Regions from separate parts of the Mus musculus genome. Here region 1 is linked to region 2. The links are chromatin loops, found by intact Hi-C in ENCODE. Cell type or tissue: heart. All regions are shown on one strand.

What was found. Hi-C counts contacts between places; a loop is a spot of excess contacts. Peaks named below come from ENCODE experiments on the same cell type or tissue, not always from the same donor. Only the 100,000 strongest peaks of a DNase experiment are listed, where the experiment ranks them.
Region 1: a loop joins it to region 2, with 5 times the contacts of the local background. A loop is called at or near these places in 17 of 42 quality-filtered maps.

The regions. Positions count from the first base shown.
Region 1 is chr16:24,890,642-24,893,141 of GRCm38, forward strand. The region is part of intron 10 of Lpp (LIM domain containing preferred translocation partner in lipoma); the gene reads left to right. Among named protein-coding and RNA genes, the nearest start is that of Gm22672, 7.7 kb to the left of the region's middle. In heart, no CTCF peak of the experiment used is centred here; a DNase peak (open chromatin) is centred at 1,100.
Region 2 is chr16:25,063,674-25,066,173 of GRCm38, forward strand. It overlaps A230028O05Rik (RIKEN cDNA A230028O05 gene), which reads left to right. Exons shown (of 3, transcript NR_040374.1): 2 at 1,040-1,164. Among named protein-coding and RNA genes, the nearest start is that of A230028O05Rik, 5.3 kb to the left of the region's middle. In heart, a CTCF peak has its summit at 1,084 (motif pointing left); a DNase peak (open chromatin) is centred at 1,088.

The sequences.
Region 1 (2,500 bases), 170 kb before region 2:
TCTGGTTTTGATCTATCTGTTGAACATATCCATGGAAAAGTAGTACTTTTTACAAACCTAAAAATTAGTCACAGTTGCACCCTCTGTCAAGGCATTTCAACAGCAAAGAAACCTTGAGAATAAGGGACTCAGAAATTTGTAGATCTCCAGAGTTTAATTTTATTGGAATTTCTGCCTTGGTTGATGTCTTAGTATTACTGCTACTGTGATGAAAAACCATGATCAAAGGCAGCTTTTTTAGGAAACAGTTCATACTTCCAGGTAGCAGTCCATCACTGATGAAAATGAGGGAAAGGCCATAGAAGGATGCTGCTTGGTGGCTTGCTCTCCATGGCTCCCTCAGCCTGATTTACTATAGAACATAGGACCACCAGCCCAAGGATGAGCTGAGCTCTTCCCCATTGACCACTAATGAAGAAAATGCCTTACAGACTTGCCTACAGCCAGATCTATGATGGCGCTTTCTTCATTGACGTTCCCTCCTTTCCAGTGACTCCAGCTTGTCTCAAGTTAACATAAAATTAAGCCAGCACAGTTGGTAACAAAATTCTGAAAACTCAAGTTCATTGAAACCCAAGGATGTGTGGCACAAAGAACAGTTCTCCACGACTGACATTTCTACGTTTCATCTCTTGGTTTCCATCTTACTTTGTTTTCCTTCCAGGAACAACTTAAACACATGTGGCAGCATTATAATCCCATCAGCTAAAGCAGGTGGGAGAGAAAGGAACTGTTTTCAGGTCACTCGCCTAACTGCTCTCTTTAGAAGTGAGACTAGAGACACAGGCGTAGGGTGGCTTCTGGTTACCATCAGTCAGAGTCACATTTCTTCCTTGTCCTGCGACTTGGGCAGTGCTGCATGTCACTAGCTGTTCAGACTGTAACGATAAGCATAGCAGTGCCCTGTCTATCTGGAAGCAGCAGCATCTACAATAAGAAAAAGTCTAGTCAGCAAAACCTCACCTCTTACATCATTCTACTCTTCAAGTACCACCCTGTGAAATCATTGTTGAAAAGAGGAAGGCCTTTTATAATTCTGACCTCTTTTAAGTGGGCTGCACTTTCTAGCGACTCAGGACAGCCTTGTGCAATCGTTTATTGCTGCAAGTTTTGGCAGCCAAGTCAGCAAAGCCTCGTCCAGCCATCTAGCTCTCGTCTAGCAGGGAGCAGTAACCTTTTTATAGCTCCTGTTTGGTCCCTTTTTACTGTGCCACTGATCATTGCTACTGTAACAATGCTTCTGTGGAAGGCATCTTAAGCTGTTTATTTTTATGCTTTGTAAGCAAAGGTCTTACATAAAATACTGGGAAACTGTAGCAGCATGCAAAGAACGTGAGTTTGAATAGAATTCAGTCAAAGCTTTCTGTCGTGGGCAAGTTACTTGCTCTTTCCAAGCCCTGGTTTTTCTTTCTCATCTATATACTGGACATAATGGGATATTTTTCCATCAGCTCCCTGAGGATGAAATGAGGCAACCCTTGTAAGCACCCTTAGTCTACTGAGGAAAAGCTATTCTACAAATGTTGCATCTGTACTTAGTAGTTAGGTTTGGGGACCTGTTCACCATTCCGTATGTGTGCAGTGAGACTCAGACTCACTTAGCTCAAGGAAGCTGGTTTGCTTCTTGGATATACCTATCTTCCATTTTTTTGTTAATGTTTGCTTACCTCGGTGCACAACAAAGCTTCAGTTTCATGTTTTTAGTCATTTTCTATAGTGTGGCAGATTCTATTATCCAGACTCTATTATATGATCCTTGAGATTGCTTAAGTCGCTGGCTCCCTCTGTTCAGGTTGTGTGTCATAGCACTCTGCACTTCAAGCAACGCAGAGTATGTGGGAAATATTTAATCATACACATGGAAGAGCTGAGTGAATTCAAATAATAGAGAACCTTACTATCCTTTCTGTGTTTTCTCCCCCTCATAAGACCCTGTCATTGAGGTCCTTGACTTAATGGCCTCCTTTCATAGCTACCCAGAAAGGTTGAAATCTTCTCAGACTTCAGTTCCATTTTACCTAAAGGCCCTCTCTGTTCAGAATCGATTCCAGGATGCAGCCTGGACCTCGTGCCCTTGACCGAGGTATCGGCACTTCCAACTCCTTCTAAACTTTCACAGTTCTGATAAGCTGCATCAGAACTTCAGAGGGAAACAGAGAGTGTGAATTAGAACAAGCTGCATGGCAGGTGGACTTAGTACAGGCGGTGCTAGGATTGCTTGTCTCTCCAGGAGCTAAAGTTCTAGAGCAGAAGACCCTGCTCGTGGGATCCAGCTTCGTATCACACGGCTCGACACAGGTGTCCCAAAGACATTGTGAATAAGACAAGACAAGCAAGTCCCTGGGTGCCAGTCCATGGGACTCTTTTCTTTCTGTTCTTGTGTTTGGTTTGTTGTTACTTAATTGATGGAATAAGATATAATAAGAATAGCAAAGGCAATGGCTTAGTTAATTATTTCTCTGTAAGCACCAACCACTCATGCTTGACTATTGATCCAGGA
Region 2 (2,500 bases):
CTCCTGGTTCCTTCATTCTGCTCTTGGAAATGTCAACACTGCTGCGGATTGACTGGTGACACTCAGTCATTCTATCTTGGAGTCTACATACAAGCTAAGAAATGACAGTTCCCACCCTTACACTGGTGAGGACCAAAGGGTGGAAAGACATTGAAGTGGGATGCGTCGAAGTTCCAGATGAAAGCTGTCATCCCTAAGTTCATGTTTAACCACATAATGATGTCTGGCCACACCCTTACTCCTCATCTTATGGCGTTCCAAAGGAAATTTTGGATTTCAATTCTAACAAGTTAGTCTCCAATGCAGAACATGAAATATGAATTGTATCTCATGGATTCTACAGTTCAGTTCTCTTAGACAAGGACAATGAGACTTTACAAAGCTTACCCACTGGACCTGACCAAAGAAACAGGCAGGAAATCTTAGAGTCAGGACCACATCCCAGATGCCCACTGGTCCTTGGTGTTCCTTTTGATTTGTAAGCTATGTGTTGGAGTTTGGTCTCTAGGTTCCAATGGATAACTTTTGCTAGGTTAAAGAGTATCAAGATTGTTCTTGGCCTCTGACAGTTTTATGGATCTGCACTATCTATTTCTGGTCCAGTGTTGATTCTGTGCTATTGTTTGAGCTCTGTCCATAATATCTGCCACTGCCTTTAAGAGAGAGAGAAAAAATGTTCTCTTGTGCCTCACAAGACAGGGAGAGATAGACAGGGTCAGCTTGAGCAGATTGGCTGTCTCTGACACACACACCTGCCTTGGCTGATATTTGCTTGATATTTGCCATCCTCAGCTGCTTTCCTGTGCAGTTAGCTACCTTGTACTTCTGAATCTATAGCTTAAAAACAAACAAACAATTAGTTCTTCCACCCCCTCCTACTGAATGTAGCACTAAAACATCTGCATAGATAGAATTTTGTGAAAATGAGCAGAAAATTTGAGGCAATTCAAGGAGGACCAATAAGCTCTCCTTTAAGTCACCATGAAACCCAGATAACACAGTCGCCCTCTTCTAAAGGAAACTGTCCTTGTCCTCCCAGAGTTTTCCATGGCCATGCCCAAATCTTCTCCAAGAGCGCCCTCTGCTGGATGACATCAGGACCCCGACAGCCTCAGCCATCTTGGAAGTAGAGCCAACTGGAGTTTTGAGAGAATAAAAAGGAAGGTTGGAGAGAAAGGGGGTTGGTGTTTTGGGTGGGGAAGGGAAGATATTTGAGGGGAGGGAGAGAGGGGGAGGGGAGATTACCACACTGGGAAGCTCCGAGGCACCTCTATTTGAACACCATCCTAAAATAAGATGTGTTCCATCCATGACGTCCTTATGCCGCTCTACTTCTATTTCAATGTATTAACTTAGTACTAAAAGATGATCACATGTTTTAAAAGAAAAGAAGCAGATGGGGAGACCCACAGGCAAACATCAGGCAGAGTTTGGGTGACTTGTGAAAGAATGGGGGATAGAACTGAACAAGCCGGAGAGATCAAGGACACCACAAGAAGACCTACAGAGTCAACTAACATGGGACCGTGGGGGCTCACAGAGCCTGGACCACCTACCAGGGAGCATGCAGGAGCTGGACCTAGACCTCCTACACTTTTGTAGCAAATGTGCAGCTTGGTCTTTATGTGTGTTCCCTAACCAATGGAGCTGGGTCTGTCTCTGTCTTTGTTCCCTGCCATTGCATCTCCTTCCCCCTACCTGGTCTCCCTGGTTGGGCCTCAGTGGGAAAGGATGTATTTAGTTCTGCTAGGACCAGAGGTTTCAGGATGTAGCAGTTACTAAGTGGGGGACTCCCTTTCAGGGACAATGGGGGATTTGTAAGGGTGGGGCTAGGAAGAGAGCAGGAAGGGAGGGCTGTAATTGAGATGTAAAATGGAAAAAAAAAAAAAGAAGAAGAAGGATCAAAGGAGAGGAAGAACCAAGAATCTCCCTTGATATTGATGATTCCTTGATGGATTACAAAAGATAATTTCATAAAATAGCTCAAGTTCTATTTGAGATTTTATTATTCTTTCAGGTAAGTTCTCCGTCAGCTAGTCATTCCTACCCAGGGATTGAACAGTTTTGGAATTCAAGGCATATTTGTAAGTTCAGTGACTCATTACTGTGCTTGCACTTCATTTAGTATATTTAATTAGCATATTTATTCCAAAGAAGACCATAACTTCAAAACACTTTTTTAGAAGAAGAAAATGCATTAGCAAACTTTAAAAGTATATTTGAATATCTAAGTCATATTTTAAATTAAGCATGTTTGGGTAAATAATCTCTCTCTCTCTCTCTCTCTCTCTCTCTCTCTTCCCCCCTCCCCACTTCTGTCTGTGTGTGTTTGTGTGTGATTTTAAACAAGAAGAAGGCCTCCTATAAATAGCCTTTTTAAGGCAAGCTCTTGTTGATAGATTGAATTTTGTCTTTAAGACCGATGTTAGTGTGAACTTATTCATTGGTAGGAGTTTGCTACGAAAATATAGAATTGGAGGGTTGATAATCTTTAAAGTGT